Linked DNA regions of Homo sapiens: regions 1 and 2 are each linked to region 3. Evidence: chromatin loops called from intact Hi-C (ENCODE). Cell type or tissue: CD14-positive monocyte. All regions are shown on one strand. Each heading gives the region's core, and the rest is flanking DNA. Links, peaks and the distances in the headings are about the cores only.

Evidence for each region. Peaks named below come from ENCODE experiments on the same cell type or tissue, not always from the same donor. Only the 100,000 strongest peaks of a DNase experiment are listed, where the experiment ranks them.
Region 1: a loop joins it to region 3, with 2.8 times the contacts of the local background. A loop is called at or near these places in 53 of 110 quality-filtered maps.
Region 2: it touches region 3 in a loop (7-fold over the local background); 2 of 110 quality-filtered maps call a loop at or near these places.

The regions. Positions count from the first base shown.
Region 1 is chr1:109,521,225-109,527,431 of GRCh38, reverse strand. It overlaps LOC105378893 (a long non-coding RNA gene), which reads left to right and starts at 4,981. Exons shown (of 3, transcript XR_001738179.2): 1 at 4,981-5,108. RefSeq lists an enhancer at 1-305. In CD14-positive monocyte, for the core only: no CTCF peak of the experiment used is centred there; no DNase peak of the experiment used is centred there.
Region 2 is chr1:109,778,534-109,784,740 of GRCh38, reverse strand. No RefSeq gene overlaps it. Among named protein-coding and RNA genes, the nearest start is that of EPS8L3, 18 kb to the right of the region's middle. In CD14-positive monocyte, for the core only: no CTCF peak of the experiment used is centred there; no DNase peak of the experiment used is centred there.
Region 3 is chr1:109,434,934-109,442,761 of GRCh38, reverse strand. No RefSeq gene overlaps it. Among named protein-coding and RNA genes, the nearest start is that of PSMA5, 12 kb to the right of the region's middle. In CD14-positive monocyte, for the core only: no CTCF peak of the experiment used is centred there; a DNase peak (open chromatin) is centred at 3,731; H3K27me3 peaks cover 189 bases.

The sequences.
Region 1 (6,207 bases), core at 1-5,000, 86 kb before region 3:
AAGGGACTACCCAGGCCACACGAGCAGATGTTTATGAATCTATAATAGCATGCATCCATCCCCACAGGGTCTCTGCTCACAGAGAAGACGCCTGAAACCGAGGCTTCCAGGATGTGTGTGTGCACACACATGAGCACACATGGACACAGATGCATGCATTGTGGCCATCCCTGGTGGCTTCGCCGTCAACTGTGCCTCTTCCTAGGTGCCGGCCTCTTCCATTCTCAGTCTATAAGCAAGTTCTTACATCTCTCTGAAATGGCAGCTGAATGAAGAACTGAAAGAGATGTGGGGACTGAAGGGACAGTTTTACATTCATTAGTTGTAGTTTTCTGGGAGAAGGGAGATACTACTAATGATTTATATTTGCAATAGTGTTTTTAATAAGCACCATCACATACATTATTTAATAATTTAAGCCACACAGCACTCTTGTGAGATTATTACTATCGTCAGGCTCAGAAAGGTGAAACGCTTTCTTGCAGATCATCCAGCTAATAAGTAACAAAATTAGGACCGAATCCATGTCATTTATTCCAAATCCTGTTCACCTTCTATGATGCTTTGCTGCTTCTGACCTCTTGTTAACTTCCAACTCTTATAAGTGTCTCTCCTGCAGGAGTCCAAAGGCACAGGTGTTCTGTATGCTGTGGATGTTTCTTTCATTTGTTATTTTGAAATTATTTCAAATCAACAGAAAAGTTGCAAGAAAGATACAAAGAACCCCTGTTCCTGCATCCCTTCCACCCAGTTCCTCAACTTTTTTTTTTTATTTTGCTTTTGTTTTTTGAGATGGGGTCTCACTCTGTCACCCAGGCTGGAGTGCAGTGGTGCGATCTGGGCTCACTACAACCGCCACCTCCCAGGATGAAGCCATCCTCCCACCTCAGCCTCCCAAGTAGCTGGGACTACAGACATGCACCACCACACCCAGCTAATCTTTGTATTTTTCTTGTAGAGGTGGGTTTTCACCATGTTGCCCAGCCTGGCCTCAAACTCCTGGACTCAAGTGATCCACCTGCCTCAGCCTCTCAAAGTGCTGGGATTACAGGCGTGAGCCACAGTGCCCGACCCTCAGTTTGTTTTGTATGTGTTCTCTCTCTCTTTCTCTCATATGTATACATCACATATACGTAATTTCTGATCCATTGGCGAGTACACTATAGACATGATGCCCTATTACCCCTTAACACTTCAGTGTGTATTTACCAAAAACAAGGACGTTCTCCTACATAACCAAAATACAACATCTCAGTCAGTAAAGTAACATTGACACAGAACTGCTGGCTAATCCAGAGACCCCATTCAAATTTCACTAATCCTTTTTTTTTTCTTTTGGAGACAGGGTCTTACTCTGTTGCCCATGCTGAAATGCAGTGACATGATCATGGCTCACTACAGCCTTGACCTCCCAGGCTCAAACGATCCTCCCACCTCAATCCCCTGAGTAGCTGTCACTTCAGGTGCACACCACCATGACTGGCTAGTTTTTTTGTATTTTTTGTAGAGATGAAGTCTCGCTGTTACCTAGGCTAGTCTCAAACTCCCGGCCTCAAGTGATCCACCCACCTCAGCCTCCCAAAGTACTGAGATTACAGGTATAAGCCACTGTGCTGGCCTCACTGATAATTCTAGTAACATTGTTTTTAGGTCTAGGCATTAATCCAGGATCATGTGTTCTATTTAGTTGTCATGTCTTTTTAGTCTTCTTCAGTCTGGAACATTTCCTATCTTTCCTTGTCTTGAACTTAATATTTTTGAAGAATCCAGCCTGGAAACTTTGTAGAATATCCCTCAATTGGGGTTGGGCTGATGTTTCCTTATGAGTAGTTTCTGGTTATGCATTTTGTCAGGAATACTGCAGAAGTGAGGCCATGTTCTCAGTTCATCTCAACAAGAGTTACACAATGTCAAGTTGTCCTATCCTGTTACTGGGGATGTTAACTTTATTATTTTTGGGGTGGGGGGGAATGGGGTTTCACTCTGTTGCTCAGGCTGGAGTGCAGTGGCATGATCTTGGCTCACTGCAACCTCCGCCTCCCAGGTTCGAGCAATTCTCCTGCCTCAGGCTCCCAAGTAGCTAGGACTACAGGCCCATACCACCACACCTGGCTAATTTTTGTATTTTTAGTAGAGACAGGGTTTCGCTATGTTGGCCAGGCTAGTCTTGAACTCCTGACCTCAGGTGATCTGCCCGCCTTAGCCTCCCAAAGTGCTGGGATTACAGACATGAGCCACCATGCCTGGCCTGGAGATGTTAACTTTTATCGCTTGGCTAAGATAATGTCAGCTAAGTTTTTCCACTGTAAAGTCAACTAATAGTATTGTGTACTCATCAATCAAGTACTTGTGGGGAGACACTAAGATTGTGTAAAAATCATGTTCCTCATCAGACTTTCACCCCCTAGTTATAACATCCACTGATGACTCTTGCCTACATCATTTATTATTTATTTATTTATTTATTTATTTTTTTGAGATAGAGTTTCGCTCTTGTTGCACAGGCTGGAGTGCAATGGCACGATCTCAGCTCACTGCAAACTCCGCCTCCCAGGTTCAAATGATTCTCCTGCCTCAGCCTCCCGACTAACTGGGATTACAGGCACCCGCCACAACACTCAGCTAATTTTTGTATTTTTAGTAGAGATGGAGTTTCACCATGTTGGCCAGGCTGGTCTTGAACTCCTGACCTCGAGATCCACTCACATCAGCCTCCCAAAGTGCTGGGATTACAGGCATGAGCCACCATGCCCAGCCTCTCCTACACTGTTTATTACTGTGATGGTTACTAGATGGCAATTTTCTAAATGCAGCTTTTTTTCTATATACATCAATTGGCATTCTAACATAAGGTAAAGCCTGCTCTCTCTCCCCATTTATTTATTTATTTATTCATTCATTCCTATTTTACCGTATTTTAGTTGTAACCCGATATCAAAATTATTTATTTTGATGCCTAAATTGTCTCAGATTTGGCCTGTGCATGCCCCTTCAAGTTGGATTCCCCATCCTTTCCATGTGTTTCTGTCATTATCTGAGCACTTCCTCACTTTCTAGCACAAGATATTCCCAGCTCATCTAGTAATTTCTAGGCTGATCAGTCCTGGTGGAGGTTTTTTTTTGTTTGTTTGTTTTGTTTGTTTGTTTTCTAAGTAGAAAATAGCATTTAGAAGCCAAAATCTGGGTGCTTGGTGTGCTCGCTGCCGTTGGGGCATCATTGCTTCTAGTATCGTTCAGAGAGGGCACATAAATGAGTTCCCTCATTTGTATACATGGGACTAGGTTAGATATGTACACACACACATTTACATATATTAAAATCATGAGTTCAAATTAATTACCCCAATTCTGATTGAATACCACAGGGTTTATTCTCTTTCCACATACATAACTCCTGTCACTAACTATGAGAAATATAGCTCCCATCATCCTTAACCTACTATGTGTGTGCTCAGTTCCTCTGTTTGTAATCAATCTCCTAACCACACAGGCCACCCTCTCTGCCTCAAACTCACCACACATGCTGGTTGAACCAGCCAAATCTTGGCTCCAGCCACACTGACCACACCATCTGTGCTGGCTGAATCCTTAATCCAGATCAAAGGAAAGGGGAGAGAAAGGACACATTATATAATTTTTAAGGATTTAATTTATTGCAGAGTATTTATTCACACACTGAATTGAACTCCAACTGTCATTTAGAGACGCTCGTCTTATAACCCAAATATGTTTGTTTCAATAATAGAGCATATAGTGTTTCTAATAGAGTAAGAGAGACAGTATTTATGAAGTTAATTCTAGATTAATCTGAGAAACACATTATGTGCATGTGTATGTGTGTATATATATATATGTATATATATACATTATAAATTTTTTAAGCTCTCTCAAAATCTGTTTTCCTAACTTATATTCACGCTAATTTAGATGATGAAGTAGAGGCCCTTTGCCCAATGGATAAGTTTAGGAACAGAAACTTCAAATAATATGTGTCACAGACTGATTGATTGGTTTTTTATGAAACCGTTTCCTTTTACCTCCTAGGTGCATAGCCTGACTACATTTCCTAGCCTCCCTTGTAGTCAGGTGTGGTCATATGACAGAGTTCTGGCCAGTGGAATATGGCAGAAATGATTAATGCCACTTCTAGAGCTGGTCCATAAAACCTTCCACACAATCCTGCATGCTTCCTGTCTCTACCCCGTCTGCTGACTGGAAACAGGGAATACAGAATCCTCCAATAGAGGATTCCAAAACCTGTAACAGTGATCAGAGCCACAAGGTGGATCGTTCTGGGTCTCGGAATCATCCGGTGGGAGGCCATCAAGTGAACACCTGCATTAAACTGTTATGCGAGGGAGACGTTAACTTCCATTGAGGTAAGTCAGAGACCTGGGGGTTATTCATCACATAAGTCAGCTCACCCTAACCAATGCAAAAAGTAAATGAATTGTCCAAGTTTACCCTTTAGAAGTTACAAAGCATAATGTTGAATGTGACCTTCTGATTCTTACATGAGATCTCTTCCCATCCGATCAGACCAGGTAGCATGAACTTAGTACTTTGGGAGGCTGTTACCCTATCTTTCCACAAGCAATATTTTCCTCTTTAGCCCAAGTATAACATTAGCCCTATCTTTTCTCCCTTTCCCTTTCCTAAGGGACCTGTGACCTAGGTTTGCTTTTTCATGGATTTATCTTTATCAGATGAAAATACCTGGTTTGTCTAACATCTGACCTCCAGCAGAAGACAGCTTACCAAGCCTATAGAGATGAGTCTCACCAGCAAACGAAGACAGCCCTTCAATTTCCTACAAGTGGACTCTGCAATTGACGTGCAGGTGGTGGCAGGGCCCATAGTCTGGGGATGGGCCAAAATGCCTAGGAGGCAAGTAGATTCTTCCTCTATACTCAGTAGACTAGCAACAGTTACCACTCCCGGGAAAAGACACCCCCACATCTTGTCTTTTCACAGGCTAATAACTACTTGTTCAGCAATTTAGCACGTCCCAGGCTGCTGGAAACTAACATCTTCCTGAAGAGGATGTCCTTCACCCTTCTCCCTCCAGGCACGACAAGTTTTCAAGACCAAGAGAGTAGAGAAGTCAGGTAAAGTGCGAGGGAAGATGGGAAACAATGCAATAATATGGGGGAAAGGAAAACCTGAAGATGTGGCCACAAGAGGTGTCGGGCGCTTTCCAAGCCTGGGACTCCAAGAGAACACTGCAGTCCAGTTTCAGAGCTAGAGTCACAAAGCTGACTCTAGAGCTTTTTCTAGAGCTGGGCAAAGCTCCGAGGTCATGATGCCTAACTCTCTCATTTCATAAAGAGGGAATGAAGGGCCTGAGTGATTAAGGACTATGTCCAAAGTCACAGAGGCAGTCACGGTAGGACTAAAGTCCCGGACCAGTGCTCTCCAATGCTCTTTGTATTTTCTACTCTTGCTTGAAGGCCTGATAGGAAGCACTCAGTTCAAGGAGTTGGAGTAGCAGATGTAATTAGGAAGCTAAGTGCTGGAGTATGTGGTCCCTGAGGATTCATCTCTCCATGCCCTTGGCCAACCCCTGTCCTCCCTGAAAGCCTTCCCCTGCTTCTCTGAGAAGCCAGCTCCCGTCACCCACTAGGGACAGACACAAACATTCTGTCTGGGGTGAGTCTCTCAATTCCAAAGTGAAGCAGGAGTGGGAACATCTCCACTTAGAACTCCAGAGCATCTGGGAAGGGAAAGTGTCTCCAGGCTGGAAACACATGGAAATTTCCCTGAACCCAGAAGCATGCTTGGAATAGTTTCAACTGCCGCATCACCACCCCAGCCCAGCCGTGTTAGCGAGGCAAGCCGCAATCAGGGAGATAATTAGTTTGCTGTTATTTATTCCCTGCGCTAATCAGCAGCCCACTGCTTGCACAGTGGAGAGGGCTCCTGCCCCCAGAGCCATGGAGGTTCTCAGGGATCTTTAGTTACCCGCAGAAGACAAAGGGCTGGGAAGAGGGACAGAAAGGGAGGAGGAGACCTAGACCCCAAGATGCAGTGCTGTAGGCTTCTCTACCGTGCATAGAGCCCTTGGGAGAGGCGGTCCTGGGATCACCAGGGGCCCAGGGCAGCACTGCACTCCTCTTCATTTTGTTCTTGGGGTTGGGCTGTGGTCAATAAAGGGCGGCTGGCGTTCACCTCCCTGTTCTGCCTCACTGCAGTCAAATTGCCTTTTTC
Region 2 (6,207 bases), core at 1-5,000, 340 kb before region 3:
CACCTGCTGGGACTTCATCTCCGTGGCAGCCTGAGCAGAGTGGTTCCCACTTACAGATGGGGAACCAGTCCATGAAGTCAGCTCCTGTGTGTGGCCAAGTCTGCCCTTCATCTGCTTGGCTCAGAAGCCACATTCTTCACTACCATGTCCCAAATGTCAGGACTGGTGTCCCCTCAGTCTGGCTGTGATGGTTTTGCTGGGGCCCGGGATAGAGGAAATGGGAGGAATACACCTATTGCATCGCACTGTACATGGGAGGGCCATTCAATTGCATTGTCAAGATAGATTTGTATATTTAGTGAGATAATTTTCCTGCAGACCAAAGCAGAACATTTGGAAGAATGAGCAGCTCTTTCTCGCTCCCTCCTCAGAGACTCCATTTGGGCTCAGGCGGGGCAAATGGAGCCAATGAAATAAGGTTTCATGGAAGTCAGAGCAGGTACAGTCTATGTCATCTCACCAGCCCTGCTTTAAAGAAAAAGTAACGTAGAAATTAAAGTGAAAAGACCTTTACATGGAGAAGGAATTTGCACGCGTAATATAGGGAGGTGTTCCTTAGGTATGTTACAGGATTACTTTAAACCATTTGACTTACGCTCCAAAGTAACTGCAATGTTGGTAGTATAACAAATTCTGATGAATAGCTTTAATTGTGTGTTTAAAGGTCTCATCATATGTTCACATGCTTAAATCTGGGTATCAGAATTTAAGTAATTCTTGAAATGTATTGTCTCCTTAATATACTAATTACAAAGCAAAGAAAAAAAGAAAGAAAGAAAAGAAAAATCTCAGGCATCTCTGGGGAGTCATTTGCCACCGAGGCATATTTCCAGGGGACAGACCCAGGTCTGCCAGCCTCAGCCCTTACCCTTGCTGTGCCCACTCCCAGGCTTGGGTCGCCCCAGTGGGGCAGGAGAGCTGTGACCCGAGGCAAAGAACAGGGCCAACCCTAATGCCCACAGAGCAGCCCAGGAAGGCTGGGGGACATTCATGGGAAGAGAAAGGGGATTTTTCAGAGCCCAAGGTCTCCTTCCCCACCCACCAGGGTCAGCGGGGGTACCAGTCCTCCGACAGGACGCCTGGCCACAGCACTGGGAACCTGGGCTCCCGGGCGTCAACTTGGAGTTCTTGTTGACTTCCTCAGACTCTGCCTCCTGCCAACCCCATTCATCACCTTCACTTGCCAATCCCTTAGGAATGTGGCAGTCTCTTAAAAGTCAGCCCTGGGTTAAAACAACAAACAAACCCGGAAGCCTCTAAGTCAGCCGCAGAGGCTCAGACAGGTCAGGAATCAGGGGCAGGTTTCTGGCCTCTCTTCTTCTCCCACCCCAACACCTGCAAGCTCAGCACTACCACCTTACCCCACACACAATCCCGAACACAGTGAAGCTGCCTTTAGATTGGGGGGTGAGTTTCCAGAAGCCTGAAAGCTACCTCCCCTTCCCAGGACACCCCCTCCCCACCACCCATCTATGCCTCTAACGCCTACTTAGGACACACAGGCCCATATTTGGAGAGTGGTGTCCAGCCTTCCACTCTCCAATCTGGGGCTCTGCAAACCCCCTCCCAACTTGCCCAGAGGCCCACACCTACCCTTAAGGGAATAGGACATGGGTCTGGCAACATTTCTTCAAGAAAGTAGGGAGGCTGAAGGATGGGCAGCGGGGGTGGGGGCCAGCTGGGAGGCTCTAAGGGTGAGCCCCATTCTGTCCGCCCCACACCGCACTCCTCCATCTCCTCCTTAACCCCCAGTAAAGTCCCACTGGGGCTGGCCTAGGGCAGGTTCAGTCCTGCCTCAGGGACCATCTGCTAAAGGGAAAAGGGACTCACATCTATAAGTGCCTATAAACAAAGGGGAAAATATGCAAACACCCGGCCCATTCACCTGAATAGAAGAATCCACAGCTGGCCAGAGGGGTGCACACAGGTGCTGACCAAACTGCTGGCTTGAGTGAGCTGGGCTGGCCCAAGGAAGTGCTAGCTAAAGGGCTAAATCAGAGGCTGTGGCTCCCATCCAGGGCCCCAGGCCTCCAGGGTTCCTTGAACCACTTAAAATATTTCAGAAAACCAATGGATACTCTACATTTAGCCATGGTGAGATTTCTGGGATTAACAAAAATTCCAATGCTTTGCTTTTGGCTGGAATTACATCAACTCAATGCAGAAACATTGGCTATCTGTACAGATAAATATTTGAGGTTAAGTATACATGGGTCAGATGGAGAAAACAGAAAAAGAACTAATAACTTGGCAACTGCTATTTAACAAAACCTTTTAAAACATAGAATTTGTAGTGAAAGAACTAAGAAAATGAATTTTAGAGACATTTCCTTAATACACAAAGAGCTTCTACAAATCAGTGAGAAAAAGAATAGCTGTCTCAAAAAATCCCTCTACACATGGGATTCACAAAAAAGAAAGAAAAAGAAGTTTAAATAGCCAAGATATATTTTTTTAAATGCTCAGCCTTACTTTTAAAGGCATTTAAATTTTCAAAATTTTTAAATTTTTACCATTTTTCATCTGTCAAATTAGCAAAGATTTAAAAGTTTGATAGTATCAGTGTTGGTGCAAATATAAGGAAATGGGCATTTTCATACACTATTAGTGGGACTATAAATTGTTATAGTGTTTTTGAAAGGCAATCTGGGAACACATGTTCACATTTTAAACACACACATTATTAGTCAGCTGGCAATTAATTTACAAACATAGTTGTTCATCTTAGAACTGTTTGCCTTAGCAAAACCTAAGCAGCATAAATCTCCATTAAAAAAGGAACTGGTCAGTCACATCTTTACAATGAACTTTTTATAGTCACTACAAAAAAAATGAGTAGATCTACAGATATCGACATGAAAAAGAGGTCCAAGATCTGACATTAAGTGAAAAAAGCAAGCTGCAAAATAACACGGTTACATTATTGTTATGATATGATCCCATTTGTATATATTTTTTACAAAGCACATATAGTGACTTGTAGCTATACGTGCTTGTCTATATACATAGAAATATCTTAGGGATAAATAAGAAATTGTTAAGAGTGGTTCCTTGGGGAATAAGATGAGGCAAAGGAAAAGGGTGATGGGTAGAACATTTTTAATTTTTACATATCCTTCTCTGCTATTATGGTATTTACTATAATTTTTATTATTTTAAATTGATTTTTTAAAATGATTGCTGGCAAGAAAAAGGTTAGTGTCCCAATTTAAAAGGACTGGATGATTGCTGAGAAGGAGTCAGCTTTGGTGTAAATGTTTGTGTCCTCCTACCCCCAGAACCCATATGTTAAATTCCCAGTGCCCAAGATGATGGCATTAGGTGGTGGGGCCTTGGTGAGGTGATTAGTGACCATATAAAAGAGACCTCAGAGTGCTGTCTTGCCCTTTGACCATGTGAGAACACACCGAGAAGGTACCATCTATGAACAAGAAAGCATTCCCTCACCAGACACCAAATCTGCCAGTGTCTTAATTGTGGACTTCCTAGCCTCCAGGATTGTGAAATAAATTCTGTGGTTTATGAGCTACCTAGTCTATAGCATTTTGTTATAGCAACCTGAATGGACTAAAACAGAAAATTAGTACCAGGAGTGGGATGCTACTGTAACAAATACCTAAAATGTGGAAGTGGCTTTGGAACTAGATAATGGGTAGAGGCTGAAAGAGTTTGGAAGTGCATCCTAGAAAAAGCCTAACCATTGCCATGAATGGACTGTTAAGAGCAGTTCTGGTGTGGAGAGTTGTAGAGAAAGCCTCAATCTTCTTAGAGGTTACCTAAGTGGTCATGAACAGGCTATTGGTAGAAATATGGATGGTAAAAGCCATTCTGGTAAGGTCTCAGAAATGAGGAATGTTTTACTGAAAACTAGAGGAAAAACAATACTTATTAGAAAGTAGTAAAGAACTTGGCTGCATTAAGTTTGTGTCATGGTGTTTTGTGGAAGGTAGAATTTGTAAATGATGTAATGGGATATTTGAATGAGTAAATTTCTAAGCAGTGTTGAAGGTGCAGCTTGGCTTCTCTTGAGTGCTTATAGTAACATTTGAGAAGAGAGAGATGATCTGAAGATAGAATTGCTAATCAAAAGGGAAGCAGAATTTAAAATTTTGGAAAATTCTCAACCTATCCATTTTGAAAAGAATGTGAAAGTGTGTTCATAGAAAACACCAAGAATGTGGCCCCACAGTGATTTGAGAAAGGGATTGGTACGGATAGGCCATCTCAAGGGAAGCCAGGTGCTATTGATGAAGGCAATGGAAGGCTGTCCCCAAAAATATTTTGGAGATTATCAGAATTGCCCCTCCCACCACAGGCCCAGAGTGCAAGGGCTTGGGGGACAGAAAGATTTCAAGGCTCCACTCCCCGCACTTTAGCAGAGTACTCGTTGGCCACCCCACGTATGGCTCTAGTGGGCCTAGGTACAACACAAGCTAAGGTGGCCACCCCTCTGCAGGGCACAGGTGATAAACCTTGGCAGCTCCATGAAGTGCCATTCCTGTCAATGTGCATGAGCTGTGGGGGCATGGCTACCTTCACCTAGATCCTGAAGAATGGAGCCACTAGGAGCCTCAGTTATGTGACCAGACAGAGAGTTATGGCAAGGGTGGGACCTCTACAGAGAGTCCCCAACAGGGCAATACCTAATAGAGCCATGGGGGTGGGCCAACACCAAGATCCCAGACCATAGACCCACCAGCGTGCAATTCCAGCCTGAGAGAGCCACAGGCACCCAACTACAACCTGTGAGAGATGGAACATAGGCAGTGCCCAGCAAAGCTATGGGGGCAGGGCCACCTGGAGCTCTGAGGGCCCAACCCCTACCCCAGTGTCCAGAGGGCAGAGCATCAGCCAGAGAGTATTCTCCAGCCTTGAGATTTCATGTTGTTTGCCCTGTTGGGTTTTGGATTTGGTTGGGACCTGGTATCCCTTCTTTCCTTCCTATTGCTCCCTTTCGGAATGGGAATGTCTATCCTCCACCCATCTCCCCCATTGTATTTTGAGTGCACATAACTTGCTTGATTTCACAGGTTCATAGCTGGAGACAAATACCTTGAGTCTCACTTATATCTGTTTTATTTGATAGTTACATGAGACTTTGGATTTAAACTTTAAAGTTGATGCTAGAATGAGTAAGACATTTGGGACTATTGAAATGAAATCAATATACTTTTCATGTGAGAAGGACATAAATTTTGGTGGGCCAGGGCAGAAGGCTATGGTCTGAATGTTTGTGTCTCCCCAAAATTCATATGTTAAAACCTTAACCCCCCATCCTGGCTAACACGGTGAAACCCCGTCTCTATTAGCCGGGTGTGGTGGCGGGCACCTGTAGTCCCAGCTACTCGGGAGGCTGAGGCAGGAGAATGGCGGGAACCCGTGAGGCGGAGCTTGCAGTGAGCTGAGATCACACCACTGCACTCCAGCCTGGGAGACACAGCAAGACTCCGTCTCAAAAAAAAAAAAAAAAAACCTTAACCCCAAGGCGATGGTATTAGGGATGGGACCTTTGTGAGGTGAGTAAGTGCTCTGATAAAATGGATTAGTGCCCTTATAAAAGAGATGCCAGAGAGCTGTGTTGCCCTTCTACCATGTGAGGACACAGTGAGAAGGTGCCTTCTATGAATTAGACAGTAAGCCCCCACCAGACTCCAGATCTACAGGTACCTTCATTTTGGACCTCCCAGCCTCCAGAACTGTGAGAAACAAATTTCTGTTGTTTGTATACTTCCCAGTCTATGCTATTTCGCTATAGCAGCCTGAACAGACTAACGCAGGGACCACTGGAAGATGTGGGAATGGCTTTACTGAGACCAGGAAGGGAGGTGGTTCAGAGGAGGGGAGCCCTGGAGGAGCAGGCCTCTCTTCCATCTGGAAGAGGTCCGTTCGTGGCAGGAGGTCTGCCCTCTCAGCTACTCCATCCCACCCAGACAGAGGAGACAAATGGAGACTGGGAAAAGAAGCCAAACTTTGTTTTTATTTATGTATTTGTTTTAGAGACAGGGTCTTTTGCTGTCCCCCAGGCTGGAGTGCAGTGGCATGATCACAGCTCACTGCAGCCTCAAACTCCTGGGCTCAAGCAATCCTCCCACCTCACCCTCCTGAGTAGCTGGGACTACAAGCATGCGCCACCATGTCCGGCTAATTTTTTTTCTTTTTGTAGATACAGGGTCTCACTTTGTTGCCCAGGCTGGTCTCAAACTCTTG
Region 3 (7,828 bases), core at 1,556-6,555:
AATTCAACCCACGATCACCCTTTGCCTGGACTATTGAAATAGTGTCTATCTCGTCTCTGTATTCATTCTTGTATCCTTTCAATCCATTATTTACATAGCCATCCTGACTTTTTAATGCAAATCTTATTTTGTCATTCTTCTACTTAAAATCTTTCAGAGGGTTCCCATTTCTCTTGGGATAATGTTCAAGATCCTTAGCATGGCCAAGGCCTTGCATGATCTAGTTCCCATAGTCTTTCTAGTTTGCTCTCCTGTTACTCTGCCCCTTATTCACCGGTCTCCAGTCACACTCGCTTCCTCTCTTTCCTAAAGATGAAGCAAGTTCCTTCATGCTTTAGAGTGTTCATACATAAAGTTCCTTCTACTTTGAACACTTCCTGTGCCTTACTCCCATCTCCATCTGTCCCTGACTCTGTGACAGGAGCTGTGCCCTAAATAAGACACAATTTTCTCCCTTTAAGAAGCTCACAGTGTCACATGAATGGGACATTCATGTAAGTATTAAAAAAAATCAAGCACAGTATAATAAATGCAATAGAAGCATGGCCAGAGGAGGTAATATTTATCTTTGTGAGAGTCAGGAAAGGACATTTAAGAGAAAAGAACCAGCATGTTCCAAGGACAGAGGCAAGAAACACATGAGATATAAGCATTTTGGACTGCTAGAGAGGAAAGGCAAGGAGGTAGCAGAATAAGTGGCTAGAAATTGCCTTGGATGCTGTGTTAAGGGACTGACTTTATCCAATATGCAAAGAGGGTATCCCTTACAAAGGGTTTTAGGTAGGGGAGAGGCATGAACAGATATCAACTATAGTGCTATCAGATTTGTAGTAGTGTGGGAGAATGGCCTGGATAGAAGAAAACAAAGGTACAAAATCAAGTAGAAGAATACTGTAATAGTCCAAGCAAGTGATGATGGCAACTGAATTAAGACAGAGGTAGTAGGAATGGAAAGAAGATGAACTGAAGATTTTTTAAAAATTTATTTTATTTTTTTGTAGAGACAGGGTCTATGTTGCCCAGGCTGGTCTCAAACTCCTGGGCTCAAGTGATCCTCCACCTCAGCCTCCCAAAGTGTTGGGATTATACAATGCTCAGCTAGAAGATATTTTAAAGAGGTAGAATAGATAGGACTTGGTGACTGAACAAAATGGATAAATTCCTTGCCTTTATGGAAATTACATTCTAATATGGGAGGCAGATAATATTCAATAAACAGATGTGTACATGATATAACTCCTGTAGGGTTATAAGCTAGGGAAAAAATAGAGTAGACTAAAAGCACAGCAAATCAAAGAGTTATTTTAGATAGGGTGGTCCCCCTGAGGAGGTAACATTTGAACAGAGACCTGAATGGTGTGAGGAAATGGGCCATAAGCATATTTGTGGAACGAGTATTTCTAAAGTAAACAAGTATAAAGGTCCAGAGGCAGCAATGTGCTTGGCATATGTTTGAGAAACAACAATGAAGCTAGTATGGCTGAAGTACAAAAAAAGGAAGGGGAGAGTGGAAGGACATAAGGTCAGAATGTAGCAAGAGGCCAGATCATTAGGGCCTTGCAGACTGTAGAAAGAATTTTAGATTTTATTTTAAGTGTGACATGAATCACTGGAGAGTTCTGAACAGGGGAGTGGCATATCCTAACTTACACTGTAAAAGGATCATTCAGAATATAGTTGGGGGAGAGTGGAAGTAGGATAGCCAGTTAGGAGGAAGGGATCTAGGTGAGAGATGATAGTGGTTTGGATGAGAGTAACAGTGATCAAGGTGGTAAGAACTAGTCAATCAGATTTGGAATATATTTTGAAGGTAGGATGATGGATGTGCTAGTGGATCAAAGAGCGTATTAGAAACAGAGGAGTCCATGATGATTTCTGGCCTGAGCAACAGGGCGAATGGTAGAACTATTTACTGATATGGAGAAGGCTGAAGGTTTGGGCAGCAAGGAATCAAAGACTTGGTTTGGACACATTTAGTTTGGAATACTGTTAGACATCCAAGTGGAGTAGCCAGTGGAGATATGAGTCTGGAGTTCAGGGGAGAGGTTGCAGATATACATGTTTTGGAATCACTAACATATAGATGATATTTAAAATGACAGAGTTGGTTAAGATTTTCTAAGAAATGAGTATAAGAAAAAAATTAGTAGAAGTCTGGGGATGGAACACTAGAATCCCCAATAATTAAAGGTTGAGAAAAGAAAGAGGATCCAATGAAGAGACAGAGGAGTGGCCACTGAAGTGAGAAGAAAATCAGTATAGGGTGGAGGCCAGGGAAGGACAGTCCTTCAAGAAAGAGAAAATGATCAACTAGTCAGATGCTGCCATTTAGTCAAGTAGGTTAAGAACTGAATTAGGCAACATGAAGGTTATTGGTGACCTTGATAAGCACAGTCTCAAAAAAGTAATGGGGATAAAAACCTCACTTTTAACAAAGAAACAAAGAAAGTGAGAAGTTTCACTACACAAAGAGGAGCCGAGAAATGGTGTAGTAGCTGGAGAGACACATGCAATCAAGAGAAGGATTTTTTTTAAGGGAGGGAATTTGGTGACGCAGGAGATGGCATAGTGTGAGGGCAAAATTCTTGCGTAGGTGAGTTCTGTAGGTATTTGGACATTTGGGCCTGGAGCTCAATAGAGAGGTAGAGGCTGGAAACACAGATTTTGGAATGACTAACTTGTATATGAAAGGGGCAAATGTGAGAGTAGATAAAACTGCTTGGGGAGAGTGAAAAACAGAAACCAAGGACAGGACTTGAGTAATCAAAAAAATTAAGGGAATATGAGGAGAAGATTCAGTAAGGAAGACTGAGAAGGGATGTCTTTTATTTTCTAGTCATTTTTATGCCTATACCACATGCCATATTTTTTCACCCCTCATGCCTGGGAAGCCTTCTCTTCCCTGGATTCATCACAATCTCTCATAGTACTTTATACATATCATCATTAGCACAGAATTCGCTACATTTACATTATATATATCTTCTTCTTCCATCAACCTCAAAGTCCCTCCCCCACCAAAAAACTCTTCATTCATCTTTGTATTTATAACACTTAGCATCATGCCCTGAAACATAGTAGGTGTTCAATGAATGATGCACGGAAGCAGGGGGAAGTTAAGCCACGAATAGAGCATGTAATATACAAGCATTAGAAAGTATGAATATGTCGTTTATGCCTTTCTAAAAGCAGAATATATCTTGGAAAGAATTCACCAGTGAAGCCATCTGGAGTTTTCTTTGTAGGAAGGTTTGAATTATGAATTCAATTCTTCTAAAATATAAAATTTTCTATTTATTCTGGTTTTGGTCTTGGTAAATTTTGTTTTTCACTAAGATTTTCCATTTCATCTTAATTGTCAACTCTAACGGTAGAAAGTTGTTTATAGTATCCTCCTGTATTTCTTAATGTCTACAGGACCTATAATGATGTCCCCCTTTTTAATTGCTGATATTGGTAATGTGTTTTCTTTCACATTTTCTTGATCACCCTTGGTAAGAGTTGATGAATTTTCATTTCTGTTTTAGAAGATAAGTTTTGGTTTTGTTGATTTTCTCTCTCGGATACCTGCATTCTATTTCATTGATTTCTAATGTTTATTTCCTTTCCTTTGTTTTCTTTGCATTAAATTTGCTGCTTCTTTCTCTAAATTTCCCTCTGAGCTTTGAACCAAAGTGACTCATTAGAGAAGTCCCAATGAGCCTGTATTAGTACCCCACCATGCTTAGTCACTGGCTAAAAATAGTTCCTAAGAAGCATGGCCTCAGCTGCAAACACATTGGTTGATCCAGAAGGTCAGCAGTCGGGGTCATCAATGAACTATTCTCCCATAGCAGGAAATCTGAGAGGCCCACTTTCATAACCACTACAGCCCACTCTTTGAGCCCGACAGATCTACTTTTTCACACAGGTTTGGGAAGAAATTTTTCTATGGTTCCCATGGGCCTTTCTTGCTAAAGGAAAACTTGATGACGAAGGTTAGTGTGACAAACTATAGCAACTTGTCTGGGGGCCACAGTTGTTACTGATCCTCTCTCTCCTCCACTATCTACACCAAATTCCCCTCACCGTCCGTTATCACCTTAGCAGGTCTTGGTGGTTTATATGGTGGTCTGGGCTCCTGTTAACCATACCCTTCTCAGGCCAGATTTGCTGCATGTATTCATTCAGCCACATGGAGCAAGAAGGTATCAGGAGATGCCCAAGTGGAATCACATCAGCTCTGTAAAAAGCAGCACTATCTCCTCTTACTGATCAGGGTCAATTACTCCTGTCATGATGGTGACTCCTCTTTTTGCCTCCTGATATCTGGTCATAAGGAGTCTAAAATGCCCAGCAGCAGCCATAGCTTGTAGTTCGATGGGACCCTTGCTGTGATCCCTAATAGGAGCATAACCTCTTTGGGGACTAGGACCTCCAGCCCTACAGATCCCACATTTGTGAGTATGGGAAGCACAAAATCTTCTACTGGGTCATTGATAGTGAAGAGAAGTGGGGCTATTCCCACATCTACTCCTTGGTTAGTGGACCCAAGTATTTTTCCTATTAGGGCCTGCTGTGGTTTGAATGTGTCCTCCAAATTTCATGTATTAAAAACTTAATTTCGGTCAGGTGCGGTGGCTCACGCCTGTAATCCCAGCACTTTGGGAGGCCGAGGTGGGCAGATCACGAGGTCAGGAGATCGAGACCATCCTGGCTAACACAGTGAAACTCAGTCTCTACTAAAAATACAAAAAATTAGCCGGACGTGGTGGCGGGCGCCTGTAGTCCCAGCTACTCAGGAGGCCGAGGCAGGAGAATCGCGTGAACCTGGGAGGCGGAGCTTGCAGTGAGCGGAGATCGCGCCACTGCACTCCAGCCTGGGCAACAGAACGAGACTCTGTCTTGAAACAAAACAAAACTTAATTTCTAAATTCATATGTTGATGGCATCTGGAAGTAAGGCTTTTGGGAGGTAATTAGAATCAGATAAAGTTATCAAGGTGAGGCCCCCATAATGGGACTGGTAGCTTTAAAAGAAGAGGTAGAGAGACCTGAGCTGACACACATGCTCCTGCCCTCTCACCATGCGATGCTGTCATGTTATGACACAACAAGAACGACCTCGCCAGATGGCAGCACCATATTCTTTGACCTCCTGGTTTCTAGAACGGTAAGAAATAAATTTCTTTTCTTTGTAAACTACCTAGTCTGTGGTTTTCTGCTACAGCAACAGAAAACAAACTATGACAGAATTACAAAGGCCTCTGATTTAATGTATATAACAAATCCAGAATGATAGCATCCAATTCTTTCAGAGTGTTGCCTCTGAGTGTAACGTCACCCGTGCCTTTAGAAAGTCACTCCAGGCTGGTTGTGATGGTTCATGCCTGTAATCTCAACATTTTGGGAGGCTGAGGCAGGAGCATCACTTGAGCCAAGGAGTTAAAGACCAGCCTGCCCAACATGGTGAGGGCTTGTCTCTACAAAAAAATTTTTTTTTGAGATGGGGTCTCACTCTTGTCGCTTGCTCTGTCGCCCAGGCTGGAGTGCAGTGGCGCCATCTCAGCTTGCTGCAAGCTCCGCCTCCTGGATTCAACCCATTCTCCTGCCTCAGCCTCCCGAGTAGCCGGGACTACAGGCGCCTGCCACCACGCCCAGCTAATTTTTTGTATTTTTAGTAGAGACAAGGTTTCACCGTGTTAGCCAGGATGGTCTCAATCTCCTGACCTCGTGATCCACCCACCTCGGCCTCCCACAGTGCTGGGATTATAGGCATGAGCCACCCTGCCCGGCCTTGTCTCTACAAATTTTTTTAAAAATTAGCTGGGTGTGGTGGCACATGCCCATAGTCCCAGCTACTCATGAGGCTGAAGTGGAAAGATGGCTTGAGCCTGAGAGATCAAGGCTGCAGTGAGCTGAGATGGCACCACTGCACTCCAGCCTGGGCGACAAAGTGAGCTGCCTCAGGAAAAAAAACAAAAACAAAAACAAACAAACAAAAAACCTCATTCCAGCCCTTTAAAGTGCCAGATTTTTCTGGATGGTATGGTATGATGGCATGATCAGTGGATGTCATGACCACAGGCCCACTCCCGCTCCTCTTTTACCATGAAGCAAGTCCCCTGGTTGGATGCTATGTTACAAAAAATTTTATGCTTGTGGATCAGGCACTCATTCTGTAAACCCCCATACTTTAAACCCGTATTTTAAACTCCATATTTTAAACCCTGGCTGAGGACTTGTGGGCAGGAAAAGAAAACCCATACCCAGATTAGACATCCATCACTGTGAGAATGAACTATTGAAACCCCCAGAAGTAGAAGAGACCTAGTATTGTCAACTTGTCACCAAGTGGCCAGTTGGTCTCAATAGTGCCAATATTGGGGACTCTGCATTAGTCTTTGATGCTGACAGTAAAGATCATCAGTAGCTAGATCAGCCTTGGAAAGTTGGAGCCCATACATAGCCTCTATCCCTGCCACTGTGGCCACTCCATTTATGTGATGGTATTAGTTTCCTAGCGCTGCCATAACATAAGTACCACAAACGTGGTGGCTTAAACAATAGAAATGCATTGTCTCATAGTTCTGAGGCTAGATGTCTGAGATCATGGTGTCAGCAAGGTTGGTTCCCTCTGAGAGCTATGAAGGAGAATCTGTTCCATGCCTCTCTCTTAGCTTCTGTTGTCACCCTGATCTCTGCCTTTATTTTCACATGGTGTTCACACTGTGTATCTGTCTTCACGTGGCCATCTGCTTATAAGAACACTAGTCAGAGTGAATTACAGGTCTACCCTACTCCAGTATAAACTCATCTTTACTAATTACATGTGCAACAATCCTGTTTCCAAATAAGGTCAATCTGAGCTACTGGAGGTTAGGTCTTCAATGTATGAATTGAGTAGGGGGCAATTGATATGATTTGGTTGTGTCCCCACCCAAATCTCATCTTCAATTGTAGCTCCCGTAATTCCCGTGTGTGGTGGGAAGGAGTTGGTGGGAGGTAATTGAATCATGGGGGCGAGTCTTTCCCATGATAGTGAATAAGTCTCACAAGGTCTGATGCTTTTATAAAGGGGGGTTTCCCTGCATATGCCCTCTTGCTTGCTGCCATGTATTAAGATGTGCTTTTGCTTCTCCTTTGCCTTCTGCCATGATTGTGAGGCCTCTCCAGTCATGTGGAACTGTGAATCCATTAAACCTCTTTCCTTTATAAATTACCCAGTCTCAGGTATGTCTTTTTTTTTTTTTTTTTTTTTTTTTGAGATAGAATCTTGCTGTGTCACCAACGCTGGAATGCAGTGGTGTGTTCTTGGCTCACTGCAACCTCTGCCTACTGGGTTCAAGCAATTCTCTGCCTCAGCCTCCCGAGTAGCTGGGATTACAGGCACCTGCCACCACAACCAGCTAATTTTTGTAATTTTAGTAGAGGTGGGGTTTCACCATCTTGGCCAGGCTGGTCTCGAACTCCTGACCTCGTGACCCACCCACCTCGGCCTCCCAAAGTGCTGGGATTACAGGTGTGAGCCACTGCGCCCAGCCTCGGGTATGTCTTTATTAGCAGCATGAGAACAGACTAATACAGTAAATTGGTACTGGTAGAGTGGGGTGTTGCTGTAAAAATACCCAAAAATGTGGAGGCGACTTTGGAACTGGGAAACGGCAGAGGGTAGAATGGTTTGGAGGGCTCAGAAGAAGATAGGAAAATGTGGGAAAGTTTGGAACTTCCTAGAGACTTGTAGAATGGCTTTGACCAAAATGTTGATAATGATATGGACAACAAAGTCCAGGCTGAGGTGGTCTCAGATGGAGATGGGAAACTTGTTGGGAACTGAAGTAAAGTTCACT